Linked DNA regions of Homo sapiens: region 1 is linked to region 2. A link is an interaction called in ENCODE POLR2A ChIA-PET data of the cell type or tissue named here. Cell type or tissue: Panc1. All regions are shown on one strand.

Evidence for each region. Peaks named below come from ENCODE experiments on the same cell type or tissue, not always from the same donor. Only the 100,000 strongest peaks of a DNase experiment are listed, where the experiment ranks them.
Region 1: POLR2A ChIA-PET joins it to region 2 with 15 read pairs; 2 of 35 experiments call an interaction of 5 or more read pairs at or near these places.

The regions. Positions count from the first base shown.
Region 1 is chr7:82,695,500-82,703,499 of GRCh38, forward strand. It overlaps a transcript of LOC105375376 not described here. Among named protein-coding and RNA genes, the nearest start is that of CACNA2D1, 260 kb to the left of the region's middle. In Panc1, no CTCF peak of the experiment used is centred here; a DNase peak (open chromatin) is centred at 4,572; H3K27ac peaks cover 352 bases.
Region 2 is chr7:82,154,654-82,162,653 of GRCh38, forward strand. All of the region lies in intron 4 of CACNA2D1 (calcium voltage-gated channel auxiliary subunit alpha2delta 1), which reads right to left. Among named protein-coding and RNA genes, the nearest start is that of CACNA2D1-AS1, 150 kb to the left of the region's middle. In Panc1, no CTCF peak of the experiment used is centred here; DNase peaks (open chromatin) are centred at 1,658 and 3,858; H3K27ac peaks cover 1,244 bases.

The DNA of each region.
Region 1 (8,000 bases), 540 kb after region 2:
TAGAGAGGGGGTGTCACCGTGTTAGCCAAGATGGTCTCGATCTCCTGACCTCGTGATCCGCCCGCCTCCGCCTTCCAAAGTGCTGGGATTCCAGGCGTGAGCCACCGCGCCCGGCCCCGTGATGAGTTTCTTCTAATGTTTCCTTTACTTAAGGAAAGCTTCTTCCAGTTTCATCACAATAAAATGTGTGGAAAGCCCTTTACAGTAAAATAATATGTTACTATATAAACAAACTGAGTTTTAATAACAGTGCTGTCAGAGGCATTTGAACCAGACTGACTCCGTCTTGAATAGCGGTTGGGTAAAGTAAGGCTGAGACTTACCGGGCTGCATTCCCAGAAGGTTAAGGTGTTCTTAGTCACAAGATGAGGTAGGAGGTGGGCACAAGGTGCACGTCACAAAGACCTTGCTGATAAACAGTTAGCGGTAAAGAAGCCAGCCAAAACCCACCAAGATGGTGACAAAAGTGACTTCTGGTTGTCCTCACTGTTCATTATACGTTAATTATAATGCATTGGCATGCTAAAAGACACTTCCACCAGTGCCACGACAGTTTACAAATGCCATGGCAACTTCATGGAAGTTACCCTGTATGGTCTAAAAAAGGGAGGAACTTTCAGTTCCCCAGGAATTGCCCACCCCTTTCCTAGAAAACTCAGGAATTATCCACACCTTGTTTCATATAATCAAGAAATAACCATAAAGATGATCAACCAGCAGCTCAGTCTGCTGCTCTGCATATGGAGTAGCTATTCTTTATTCTTTTACTTTCCTAATAAACTTGCTTTCACTTTTGTTACTGGAAAGGAGTCCCAATCTAGACCCAAAGAGAGGGTTCTTGGACTTCTTACAAGAAAGAATTTGGGGCGAATCCATACAGTAAAGTGAAAACAAGATTATTAAGAAAGTAAAGGAATAAAATAATTGCTACTCCATAGGCAGAGCAGCAACATGGGCTGCTCTTTGGCTTTTTTTATGGTTATTTCTTAATTATATGGTAAACAAGGGGTGGATTATTCATGAGTTTTCCAGGAAAAGGGTGGGCAATTCCTGGAACTGAGGGTTCCTCCCCTTTTTAGATCATATACGATAACTTCCTGAAGTTGCCATAGCATTTGTAAACTGTCATGGTGCTGATGGGAGTGTCTTTTAGCAGGCTAATCCATTATAATGAGCATATAATGAGGAGTGAGGATGAAGTCACTTTTGTCACCATCTTGGTTTTGGTGAGTTTTGGACTTCTTTACCAATCCTTTTATCAGCAAGGTCTTTGTAACCCATACCTTGTGCTGACCTCCTATCTCACTCATCCTGTGACTTAGAATGCCTAACTTCCTGGGAATGCAGCCCAGTAGGTCTCAGCCTTATCTTACCCATCCCCTATTCAAGATGGAGTTGCGCTGGTTTGAATACTTCTAACAGATTCGCCTCAAATTCTTTCTTGTGTGAAATCCAAGAACTCTCTCTTGTGGTCCGGACTGGGACCTCTTTTCTGATAACAGTGTGTGCCACAAGGAATGCCTCAAAGAAGAACACTGCACTGACAATTTCTAAACAGCAGCTTATTAGGGAAAGTGAGAGCAAATTGTTTTGCTTATGCATTGGCTCTGGAGTTCTCAGGGCAAGATGTCAGAAGCAGGATGCATCTTTGGATTGGTTGCGTTCTTAAAAGGAGGATGGTTGGAAGTGAGATGAGATTCTAAGTGAAGAGAAGAAGTGTTGAGTCATCACACGTTGTGAGGCTGCAATTACAAAGCTGATGATGATGGTTGTTCCGTTTTTCAGGATGAGGGAGGAGAAAGGCAAATTAAACTGAAATGTTATACCTTTCCAAAATTAAAATCTCCATTTTTGTAACTATTCACTGTATGAAATATACTTTAACAAAACTTCAAATACACAAGAGGAAATATCTAATTAAATGCCATCTTGCCTTCAACAGCTAAAAGCTATGTGAAATCAATTCTATCTCCATGTTTCTGTATACACATTGTTTTATAAAACTGATATACTTCAAGAAAGGAAGATAGCTATCTAAAGCCATCAGTTACTGGGTGTCAAAACTGAGATATAAAGTTTGTATCGACTGTTCTAAATTCATTTATTCATTCTTTCCTTCATATGACTACTAGTTCCATGCTACAAGTTACCACCCAGAATGCCCAGCTCCAAGGATATACTGGTGCACAGCAAAAGTAGACTAGTCAATGTCTTCTGTAACATAATTTACGTACAACGAAATATTCAATCTTAAGAGTAACGTCACCCTAGAAAGTTCTCTGATGCCTCTTTCTAATCAATTTCCTCCCCATCCTTTGTGAGTTAAAGAACATTGTGATTTTTTTTCTGCTATAACTTAGTTTTACCTGTTCTAGAACTTCACATAAATGGAATCATTCATGTATTCTTTATACACATGGAATTGTTTGTGGCTTTTGTGTGAGGCTTTTAAAAAAAAAACTGAGCATAATATTTTTGAGATTCATTCTTGTTGTACATTAATCATTTATTGCTGTGTAACATTCCATTGTGGATACAGCACAATTTGTTTATTCATTCTAATAATGGACACTTGGGCTGTGTCCAGTTTTTTTCTATGATGAATAAAAATGCCATGAACATTCCTGTACAAGGCTTTTTGTAGGACTGACACTAGAAATTCCAGCTACTTGGGAGGTTAGGATGGGAAGATCGCTTGAAGTCTGGAGTTCCAGGCTGCAGTGAGGTATGATCACACCACGGCACTCCGATCTAGACAATAGACTGAGACCCCATATGTAAAGAAAAAAAACCTCTTTTTATAAATATATGTTTTCATTCCTGGGGTATAAGGCATATATAAATTAATTTTATACAAAAAAGCCAGATCATTTTTCAAAGAAGTTGTGCCATTTAACTCTCCCACTAACAATATGTGAGTGTTTGTATTGTTCTACGACCTCATCAACATTTAATATTGTCGCTCTTTTTAAAATTTTAGCCCTTATTGTGGATCCATCCATAGATAATTTAAAGAAAAAGTACACAAATTTATTTTCTTATTTCCTAATAACATTCCCATTGATTATATACTCCCATTATATTTCTAACTTTTTTCAAACATTCTTGTAGTAGGCTTGGAAATATCCCGTATTAATATCTGGGTAAAGTGTGCCTTCTTATTTGCATAATAATGAGCAAGGCCTTGTAAATTAGGGAAAATAACTTTCTGTTATTTGAGGTTTGACTTGGTGAGTCCAAGGTTCTTTCGTCATCTTGGAAAAGAAGTTATGAATCTTCCTCATAACCTGAATCCTTCCTAAAGCAACACTGGACAAATGGCCATCCGTATTCTGTTTGGTCACTACCCGTAATGAGTGGCCTGCTTTACATGACGTCCCAATCTATGTTTTAATGTTCATAGTTTGTTGTTGCTGAATAAATCCAATTTGATCTCAGGTTTTTTATAGAATACCTGATTATGATAATGTGATATATCATTCATTCATTAAATGCATGTGTACTCATTTATAACAAATATTGTCACATATTCCAGACAGTTTCTGGGCAAAGTATTCAGGATCCAGTAGTGAATAGCAATGTCCTTACCTACATAATTTTTTTAGTCTAGAAGTTAATCATTCTCTAGCATTGTTACTTACCTGGTTTTCCCTAGTCTCTTTTTCAAAATACAAAGTAGCACTTACAGGTGAACTCTACCTGTTACAGAGATGTATTTATAGCAACACCAGGAAGATATTTGTTTTCTTAAAAGATGGGGTCTGCAGCCTCAATCTCCTGGCCTCAAGTCTCTCATCCAGTTTCATGTAATTACCTGAAATAAGAATATTGTTTTCTAATATTCTTCTTCATTTAACATGTCTAGCTATTAAATATTATTAAGTTAAAAAAATCTCCTAAAATGTCAGTGCTTTGTTTGTTAATAAGTTGTGCTCTTCTCTAATTGAAAGAATATTAAAATGCATTTATATGAGTTGTCCTCATATTTACATAAAATGGTTTGAGCATATTTATAAAAAACGGTTTAAGGTTATCTAGAAAGTCCAATGTCTAGGGCTTCCTCAGAGACAGTATCTATCGGCTGCTTTTTCCCGGTGTGTAGGCCATACTTTCCTGATTCTCTGCATGTCTCCTAATTATTTTGTTAAAAACTAGAAAGTTAAATAATATAATGCACCAACTGTATAATTTAGATATTTCTTCAGGTTTATTATTTTTGCTGTTTCTTGTTGTGGTGGATTTCTGGAACTAATTCTTTAAAGTCTGTATTCTTTATTATGTGTAGCCACTGAAGTCTCTGCTCTGTTAAGCTTTGTGGTCAGGTAATGGTTGAACAGAGATTCCCCGGAATGCTTTGAATAAATAAATCTCTCAGCTCTTGCCAAGGGCTGGCTGTGTGTGTGTGTGTGTGTGTGTGTGTGTGTGTGTATTTGTGTGTGTGTGTGTGTTTGTTTGTTTGTTGGGGTATTGTCAGAGGCGTTTTAACCAGAGCAACTCAATCTTGAATAGGAGCTGGGTAAAATAAGGCTGAGACCTGATGGGCTGCATTCCCAGTAGGTTAGTCATTCTTAGTCACAGGATGAAATAGGAGGTTGGCACAACATACAGGTCATAAAGACCATGCTGATAAAACAGGTTGCAGTAAAGAAGCCGGCTAAAAGCCACCAATACCAAGATGGTGATGAGAGGGAGCTCTGGTCATCCTTACTGCTCATTATACACTAGTTATAATGCATTAGCATGCTAAAAGACACTCCCACTAGTGCCATGATAGTTTACAGATGCCATGGCAATGTTAGGAAGTTACCCTATATAGTCTAAAGTGGGGAGGAGCTGCCAGTTCTGGGAATTGCCCACCAGGAAACTGATGAATAATTCACCCCTTGTTTAGCATATAATCAAGAAATAAGCAGCAGCTTAGGCTGCTGCTCTGCCTATGGAGTAGCCATTCTTTTATTCCTTTACTTTCTTAATAAACTTGCTTTCACTTTATGGAATTACCCTGAATACTTTTTTGCGCAAGATCCAAGAACCCTCTCTTGGGGTCTGGATGGGGAACCCTTTCCAGTAACAGTACGTTTTCAATGCTCCTGAAGGCAATTTACAACTCCTTCTCAGTCTTCACTTCCAACTTGCACAGAACCTCAAAGTCAACCAGAGGCAAGAGATTTGGGCTGTCTTCTGTCTTCCTTGGTCATAGGCACAGCACTGAGTACATGCGTGGACTTCTAAATTTCCAGCAACATCTGAGCTTTTCATAGCCCTCTATGGACGTTCAATTCCTGCTTTTCCAAATAATTATCACTTGGTGTTTTGTACTAATGTCCTGAAAAGAGTGCTGTTCATGTAGAGGGATCTCTGATTCAGGTCAAATGAAAAGAAGCCCCTGAGGATGGAGCTTCTTGGCAAGCTGCCATATAGGTCAAATAGTGACAGGTTTTTGAGGGCGGGGCTTGGGGATACTCCAGACCAGTTGGCCTCTGCAAGGGCTTGCTAGGCTGCTAGTTTTCACTGCTGTAGTTATGAGACTTTTGGTTTCCAAGGCTACTGCAGAGCAGGGGAAAGGAGCACATAAAAGACACATTAAATGCCATAAAGCTCAAGGTTCATGCTAAGATTCAATTGTTTTTCTAGAGTAAATGCTCCTCAGATTGTTGCATGACTTTAGCTAATTTCCAGAATTCTGAAAATGTTCATTTTGACAGTGTTTGCCAGCGTTATCATTGCTTTTATGCAAGAGCAAATTTTCAGAAGTCTTTGCTTTTCCAGGAGTTAGTCCTCTATCTTGCAAATTTTATCATTACAAATGGGAAAATAATACTACCACTTCATGACACTAACAAGTGATATTGCATTTTTTTCTAAATGCCCTTCTAGTCTTCATTCATATAAATACATTTTATACAATAGGATAATAACAAGATTTGTAGTCTGATTATTTTTCTTGATATTGTATGATGAACATTTTCTGTTTCTACATTTCTAATTCTGTGTTCCATATTACTGACATCTTACAATTTATAGCTTCTTTACTTCGATTATTTGTCTCTAATTGTTTGAGATTATAAAAAAATGCTATGATGTCTAATTTTGGATATTTTTCTTATGAAAAATTTCTAGGAAGCAGAATTAGCAGATCAAATGATTCTTAGATAACTTTAAAAAAGTAGGAAGCATAATTAGTAGCTCAAATGATTCTTATATAACTTTTAAAAAGTACAATACACTTTCCAAGACAGGACTGTATTTATAGTTATTTATTATTTCTCCTATCTCTTTACTTTTGTACACATGCCTGCCTTGTGAACATCTTTTTATTTTATGAGGTTAAGGGACCCACCAATAAAAATTTCCTTGATATACATTTTGTAAGCATTTGTACATCTTATTTCTCTATTCATACTTTTTAGCAGTTAGTGAAATGACCAGTAGGGTTAAGCAAATGGAAATGTTTTATGCTATTTAAACTAAGATAATATTTATTAATATAATATCTATATTACAAGCTTCACTAGGTAATATTTAATTCCCTTAGGCAAGTGCTTCTAAAACTTTATTTTGGGCATGACTAAATTGGGAATTCTTGTTAAAGATCAGATGCTGAATCAGTAGATCTGGGGCAGAGCCCAAGAATATGCATTTCTAATAAGTTCCATGAGCCATGAACCACAATATAAATAGCAAGACCTTGTGACATTCTTCTGTGTTTGTGTTACTGCCCAGATGGTTAAAAGGATGAATTTAAAGTTATCCTAGTTCTGGTCAAATCTTGTTTTGAAATCTTCACCTTATTTAAAGAAATACACTGGAATTAGGGCTCGAATGGGAATAGACAGATTTAACAATGATTCCTGGTGCATCCTCTTGGAGCAGACATATTCACTGATTAGTTCCCATCCTTCTAAACACTGCATCCTTCCCTTTCTCCTGTCTATCCGCTCTCTAGGAGCCTGTTTTAGAAGACATCATCTAAAGTTCAAAGCTTGATAAAACACCTTGTTACTTTTCACTGCTTGTTAAATTGTATCAAGGATATGAATTGTTTAAATGAACAATACTTTTTAGTATCAATACTAAACTTTTCTCTCTGATTTTTAAACTTAAAATTGAAAGTAGGATCACAGCAGCTCCCAGGAGGTATTTGCTTCAGAACAGTAGGCAATATTTCCAGTTACAGTGCTTTTGTGATATGCCTATCATCTTCCATTCTTAAAAAAACCAAAAATGCAGACAGATGGCTATCTAGATTTTATAAATGGATTTTAAAAAATAAACTACATTTACCAGGATGTGCATTGTCAGTAGGATTTAGGGTATTAGCATATTCATTGTTCAAGTTTTAAAGTATTACAATGGAATTCTCTTCTTTAATGGAACTGTATATTATTTGAATTAAACAAAATAGTTATGGCTTTAGTTTTTTAAAATTAACTGTTTTATATGGCTTAATAATGTAAAGTAAGTATTGTAATATTAAGTAGATCACTTAAACTCATATCTAAATAAATCACAAGTGACTCAGGACAATCATAATGGATTGTGCAGACTTAAGAGAAGAACTTCTTATAAATATGGTACCTTAAAAATTACAACAAACCAGGTATAAAACAGATAACACAAAATTACAGTCTGGTTAAAAAAAAAAAAGTCTCTGGCCTAGAAAATGTGTGGCCTTAGTTGGAGGTAGTCCTAAACTGATCATGACCTCACATACATGCCAGAAGCAAATGTGGGAAGTATCTTATTTACAACATTGTAGGCTTCAAATGATTTCTTTAAAATTTTTTAAAGTACAAAACCAGAAAAATGGCCCCAAGTGTAGGTAGATCTCAGAGATGAGAAATGTCTTAGATCTCAGCAAGCACAATAGCAGCAGCAGCAGAAACAGCTCTTCACATGCTGAAGAAATTAGAATGATCAGATTCAAACTATGAAACGATTGTGCTATGTTTAAAGAAGCAACAGACAGTCTTGAAGATATCTGCTGGAAACAGTAAAAT
Region 2 (8,000 bases):
GAGTATTGTACTGAAATTAAAGAGGTATAAAATTTGATTCAGAAACTGAATGCCATATTCTGTTTTCAGATTGTATAAATCTTTGCCTTTTATAAAAAATGAACACTAGTTGGTCTTTGTAGAGTCATTTCTAGTAAAACAAGGTATAAGCAATAATGATAATGTGGTATCTATCCATTTATTGATTCAATATGAAAACTATCTGATATGGTTTGGATCTACGTCCCCACCCAAGTCTCCTGTCAAATTGTAATCCTCAGTGTTGGAGATGGGGCCTGGTGAGAGGTGACTGGATCATGGGGCAGTTTCTTATGAATGGTTCAGCACCATCTCCTTGGTGCTGTACTCATGAGAGTGAGTTCTCAGGAGAACTGGTTGTGTAAAGTGTGTGGCACCTCCCTCCTCCCCTTTCTGTCTTGCTCCTGCTCCCACCACAGGAGATGCCTTGCTCCCCCTTGCCTTCTGCCGTGATAGTAACTTTCCAGAGGTCTCCCTAGAAACCAAACAGATGTCAGCATTATGCTTGCTGTACAGCCTATGGAACCATAAGCCAGTTAAACCTATTTTCTTTTTAAATTATCCAGTATCAGGTATTTCTTTATAGCAATGCAAGAACCGACTAATAGACCATTTCATACAGTACTCACCACAAATATTAAAAAGATATACATTATTACAATTTGCAGATGAGGAAACTGATGTTCAGGTAGGTAAGCCAATGTCTCAAAGTAAGTATGTACCAAAAAAGAAATCTGAATCCAGGTCTATCAACCACAAATGCTCAAGTTACTTCCTCTAGAGCAAATTTACATTTTCATTTACTAATATAACACTACAAATATACCATACATTTTTTTGTGTAAATAAATATATTTATAAACAAGCATATCTAACTATAAGAATAATAAATCCTAACTCTCTCAACTTCTGTATGAAAAGGTTCCCTCCTGGAGCTTCCCAGGTGGTATTTTTTGCTATTAGCAAACAGAAAATTGGTTCATCAAAGCTAGATTTGACTCTAAAGTGGTCTCTGCTTCCGCAAATCTCCCTACTACTAGCCAACCAAAGCATAATGCTGATGACATTTTAAAAAATGACAAAGAGTGAAAAGGTGCAGAATATAAGATGTCATCAGCATGAAGAAAGAGTATAAAAATTACTGTCTTAATTACTGTGTATTTTGCAAAGAGCAGCTGAAACAGACAACTACAAGTTGAGGAAAAACACAGTCAAGTAGTCAGTAAAATAATACTAAGAAATATATCCTGCATACTAGTCAATGTATTCACTTTGATACTTTTAATAGTCACACATTGATATTTTTACTTACCCTCTCACCTAATTCTTGTAACACTCAATTTACTAAAAATTAAAAAGTGGGTTTAGAATTACAAATGAATTTTTATATCACCATAAGATTTGGTGTTAGCATATAAGGTCTAAAATATTTGTACCTGAAATGTAATTACATAATATTTAATGGCATACTTTTAAAAAATAATTTTAAATGAAATATGTTGGTATACCATGTGATTAACTTAATTTTCCATGCTTTTACTTTAATTCAGAAAATCTTGCTTTTAAATTTAGTTACAATCAGTGTCATCATGGCTATTTAGTTACTTGTTTTGTTGACTTCTCTTTACTCTAGCTTTCTATTTACTTTTGGTATCAGTTATCCCAGCAGGAAGCCCTTTATAACCCAGCTGTGGGCCACAAATACGGCTCCAAGGGAGCCTGAAAGCAGTTAAACTACTGCTATAGATCAGTCTTTTCCAAGGGAGAACGTGATAAATCAATCTTGAAGCAACTCAAATAGTTCTCTCTGTGTAATCAACTTTTGCTCTACATTCGCAAGTAATATATTGTTAGTCCACTTATTTTTAAAAAAGAAAATTATATATCCTCCCCATTTTATTTGACTGTATATCTTTAAAAGTATATAAATAAGAACTATAATTTTAGTATAATAGTAAATAAATTTATTTTCTTTTAATAAGAGAGATCAATGTGCATAATATCAAGTATAATCAAGATATTAAACGTTTTTTTAAATCTTTTTCTTTGTGAACAAGTAAATTGAAATGAAAAGCTGAGTAGATTTAACTTTTTCTTGAGTTAAATGTGGTTGAACTTTTTCTCAAAGGCCCCTGTTTATAAATGCATTATTAATCTGTCATGAAAGTTGCTTAAATGTTTTAGTTTCCACATTACCAAACTGACTAGCATCAACATAATTAAGTAAATTTCCTATCAAACCACACAATAGATGTTTTATATTCTTTGAAATAAAAATATTTTGATGAATTTAATTTGCTCAACAAGTAGCCTTGAATCTTACATCTTCTAAAGGAATGTAAAGCTGTTGGAGGATACGGCTCCATGGCTCTCTCAGCCATAGCTATGAATTATGGTACAATTGCCTGTCTTTCTAAATTCACAAAGCTTGCAACATGGCCAAGCAATGCTTTTGTAGCTAGACCTTGGCTTTTCTTGTCATGCTGTTTTTACTGTGAGTCAACAGAGCATGGCTCAAGATAATTTATAATCATCAATGAAATATCCTTGACATTTTCAGAATACTGTGAAAAGAAACAAAATCAAGTAGGCCATATAAAGCCCCTACACCAGAGAATCCCATGATCTAAATTTCTACAACGTTCTCTTCATGCTTATCCTGTGGGCAGTTTGATGAAAATGGCTTATAATGTGATTTTATTGATATGTGGATCAAAATTATTCATGTCTTTTTCCACCATATCCATGTATTCCACCATTTCCCATTGCCACCACAAATAAAGACTTGTGAGACAGAAGAAACTTCGAGGATTAAAATCCAGGTTATTAAATTTATGAATCAGAACGTCAGAGAAAACCTTGTAAAAATAGAGACAATTCTGGGAAGCCTCAGGATCAACATCTATGATACTAAAATAACAGAAACACCAATACTCTTTGTCAGGTCATTCCATTCCCTCCTAGCCAAAGAAGCAGGCTTACGTTATCTTGAATATATGATCTAGTCATTTTCAGCATAGGACTTTGAAAAAAGAATTTAGCAATAGGGCCACACAGATAGTTTAAATTTATTACAACTTTCATTCTGTAATCTACCCTCTCCTGAGTGTAACTAATGCTCTTTGTTTCAAAACCCAAAATGCTCAGAACATAAATACCTCAGATTTTCAAATAAAAGTATGAAAAGATAAAATGTATTAGATTTCACCAATTGTTGAGTTCTAAGGTAACAAACTCCAACATTTATAGAAACACTAAGATTGCAGTAATGATTTCAGGACATTTCTAGAGCTTAAAAGTCATGCTGAATAAACATATATGTTTACATATATATATTCAGCATAGCTGAATATATATACACATACAAATGTTTACATATGAAAACATGTTTTCAGCATGCTGAATATATGTAAACATATCTATTTTGATAAACTGGATATTTATCAGAATGAATAAATTGGATATTCATTTGAGAAATTATATTCTTGCTTTGTACAAACATATGTAAACTATATATATAATGTTTATAATATATGTTTCCATATATTTGCATAAAGCAAGAATACAATTTATCAAAATGGATATTTTTATTCTGTACTGCCCTCCTTACTTAATAGTTCATATGTATTCACTTTGCAAAGCTTTAAAATTATGTTCCAATAGGGAATTAGCACTTTTGCTAACACAATCAGTCTCAATGAAATGTATTGGCAATGTGTATGTGAAATGTGTTTGATAATGACAGGTTGCTATATACCTTGCAGATTCCACTACAAAGCAAACAGGGGAAATGGAAACCAAGTTAAAAAAAAAAAGAAAGTAAATTTGATTGCCAATAAAAGTTGAGTTATGTTTGTTTAGCTCACATGGGAATATCAGTTTGTAAACAATGTGACATTACTCATTGTCCTTTATTTAAGCCTGAGTCTACTCAAAAGCCTCAGTGAAGTCTTAGGTGAATAATTTCAATTAAGTATCAAAATAACTTGTGCTACTGGAAACAATATTAGTCCTATTTTATTGATGAGGAAACTGTGGCTTAGAGGTTAAATAATTGGCTGAAAGTTACACAATGGAAAAATGACTAAATTTCTGTCATCTTGGCTGGAGGTCCTACTTATTAGAATATGTTACTTCTACACATGATAGTTTTGATACTTACTTCATGGCTCAAAAAATAAGATAGACTTTATGTTAAACAGCAAATATCCTATTTAATAGAGTCAGATGCACAGTAAATTCTATGTTGTATAATCAATATATCTCATGTGCAAATGGTAACTTTAGGGTATCTGTTTAAATATCAGAGTATTTTCTGCTCTCTGTATTGCTGTACTGGTTTACATCATATTTTCTTTTCTTCATATTTTCTAATAACTTAAGACCAGAATTTAGAATAGCTAGCAGGTATCTAGGGGATAATCAGATGCTGCATATATTTTCAGGAACACTTATGTTGACATTGCCTATTTTGGCTTTGAAGTACAAGCTAATTGTACTACCTGCAGCTTTCTACTTTTTCCTAATAACTTCTAGCTAAAAGTATGAAACAAAATAAATCCCAGTAAGAAAGCAAAAATGGTAATCATCAAATTGCAAGACAAACCATGACTTAATCCTTTTTACCCTAAGTCTTATCAACTGCTTGAATGCTAAAAAAACTGACTGGAATGTTTGAAAGGAAGCACACTTTGTAAGATATTTGAGACTATTCATCAAGTTTCCAAGCTACCTCAGCATCTTCTCCTTTTAATCTTCCCTATATTCCATCAAATCACTAGCTTATTCAGAGATTCAGGAATCCGTCCATATCCATATTTTTCAAAAGGTGAAAGAAGAAAAACTAACCAAACACATGAGATCCTAAAATAAAAGGAATAATACCCATTATTCTTCAGTCTCAGATAAATTACAGATCTGTTCTTCAAAATGGTGATGAGAGATCTCCCCAAAAAGTGAAAGAAAATAAAAGATAAAGGGGTTCAGAATCTGATGTTATGAACCGATATAAGTTGACAAGGAAGTTGCCAGAAAACAGAGAAAAAAATCAGGTGAAAATAAGAATGGAGAAGAAAGACATGTACACAGCCAAAGCACAGATGCATATGAAAAGGACATTATTAGTGACAGGCTTTAGGAAATCATGCAAAATGAAATGTTAAAAAAAAGACTGTAATAAAGAGAAAATACCAGTTATAGAAAACAGAAAATGTAGCTCAATTAACGTGATGTTCCTGATGAAGAGAGAACATACACACACTCTCAAAAATATGCAGAAACATTATATCTCTGAAATAAAATTAAAACTTTAATATAAAGACACCAAACAATCAAAAATAAGATGTACAAGATGTATTATTCCTACTTCAATCTCAAGAATGAAGAATGTATCATTCGGAAACCAGTGGGAAAAAAATCAGTTCAATATAGGAGGAGTCTATGAACTGGAAACAGACTGATTTCAGACTTCCTACTAGCCTCTATGAATGACAAAAGACAGTGAAGCAATGTCCCAAAATTTTGAGGAAAATAATACATAATTAGCCAGGGCAACCTTCAAGTCCAAAATGAAAAGGCCAGATATTCTTAATCATACAACAACTCAGATTAGAGCATTCTACCACCTCCTTGGTCAACATACTTAACAAAATCCAATCAAATTATGAAATTAAAAAGAAAAAAATTAAAAAAGAAATAAAGTAATGAAGGGGCTATCATAAAAGTATTGCTGATAAAATTTAATCCATCAAAATATAAAATCAGTATTAAATACTGTCAGAATTTTTATTATTATAGAACATAAGACAAACCTTAATGTAAAAGTAATAATTTAATAAGATTTGGGAGATATGTGGAAGGTGAGAAGAAATGCTCCATTACCTAGGCTGGAGTGCTGTAGCACAATCACTGCTCACGCCTCCCAAGTAGCTGGGACTACAGGTGTGTGCCACCATGCCCAGATAATTTTTTAATTGTAGACCTTGTAGAGACAAGGTCTCCTTACGTGGCCCAGGCTAATCTTGAAATCCTGGGCTCAAGTGATCCTCATGCCTTGGCCTCCCAAGTGCTGGGATTATGGGCAGAAGCCACCACACCTGGCATTTTCTACTATTTTATAAAATTGTTTCTTAATTCCAAGAAAAAAATCTCATCATTCTCTTCTATTTAACTGACTAAAAATCTTATTTGCCTATGTGTATGCTGGGTCACTATTGTAGGGAAAAAATATCTTTTCATCCCATTTTAGGTTCCATAGCTGAGACTCCTATAATAAGAGTTTAACAATAGAAAAGCTATACATTTACTTAATATATGTTTTATGTGACACGAGAGCCTTCATAAGGAAATGAAGACCCAAAGAAACAGGGCACCTTGTGTATTTTTTATGCTAGGTTTGATGGGCAAGTAGATAGTTGTGGAAAAGTCTGATTGGATTAAAAAAGCTTCATCTGATGGAGATAAGCTGGGGGAAACTCAGCAAGACCTGTTTGTTGAGATTTTTCTTTGTATCCCTGTATCTTCAGAGATGAGGATGTTCCTTTCCTTCCTTTCTCTGAGGGTTTTATGGCTTCAGGAAAGAAAGACATGAGGGAAGGTCAAAGAGACCTCCCTGCCCCCATGGTTTTCTTTGATTCCTTCAGCTTAAAATATTTTGGGGTAGCATGTACTGAACCTCATTATTAGAATTCTATAAAACAATTTTGTGGATACCAAAGAATAGTGGAGTGGATTCCGATTCATAATTTGATTAATAATCTCAAGATTATGCTGCCTGCAGGATATGAATGTTTTCTGGGGAAAAATGTTGTTAGTGGAGATGAAGAGAAATGAATGCTTGCTTGGTAAATTTTGGAGTTGGAATTGACAAAATTTGCAGATTAACTACATGTGGAGTTATGGCAGAGAAAGGAATTAAGATTACTCCTGAATTTGAGCTATATTAACTGGAGGAGAAAGTGATCCTTTGAGATGCAAAACTTAACAGAAGATCAGGATGCTGATGGAGAAAAGTAATAGAAATAATAGTTCACTTGCGAATGTTAGTCTTGACATGCCAGTGAGACAGGTAAATGAAAACAGCAAGCATGTCATCGGATAAATGAGCCTAAAGCTCAGAAAAGAGGTTTGGGTGTTATTACATGTAAATCCAACAATATGGATCAAGTGTCCTTGGAGGAATATGGGCATTAAAGATGAGAGGGCAAAGACTGTGCCCTAAATTTAGACAACATTAAAGACACAGAGGTACTGTAAAGGAAAAGGTACCAATAAAGACTGAAAAGGAATGGGTAGTGAAAAGTAGGAAATCAGGGAAAGTGAGGTTTCCTGATAACTAAAGAAGTGTTTGAAGAAAGGAAATACAGTAAGTGGTGCACTAAAATGATGAAAAGACATGAAGTGTGAAGATAAATAGAACATGCTCATTCGATTTGATGACATAGAGGTAGTTGTTAACTACAAAGAAGAGCTTCACCATAGATGAAATTTAAAGTCAAATTGGAGTGGGCTGGCCAGTGAGTAAAGGTGAAAATGTGAAAAATGCAGAGGTCCACATAACTTTTGGAGGTTTGCAGTATAAAACAGCAAAGAAATGTGGCAGAGCTAGAAGGGGTAATAGACTTTTTTTTTTCTTTAATGTTGGAAGATACTGGAGCTAGTATGTATGTGGATGAAAAGATAAAGTGAAAAAACTTTTTGATTAACGAAAGAGAAGATAGCATAAGAAAGAAATCCACGGCTAGGCTGGTTTGGAAGGTTGTAAGTTGATGAGACTATCCACAGAAGGCATGAGCTTTAAAGGAGGAGGTCATTTTGCACAGCAGGGGAGAGCTGGTCATTCCTTTCAATTCCTATAGCATTTCTTTAATATGTAAACAAATCCAGTACAGACATCCAGCTACAAACTTCTTAAGAACTTGAAGAAAAATGTAGATGAATATTCTTTAGTATTTCTTCTTTTTTAAGAGACTTTAAGTTTAAAT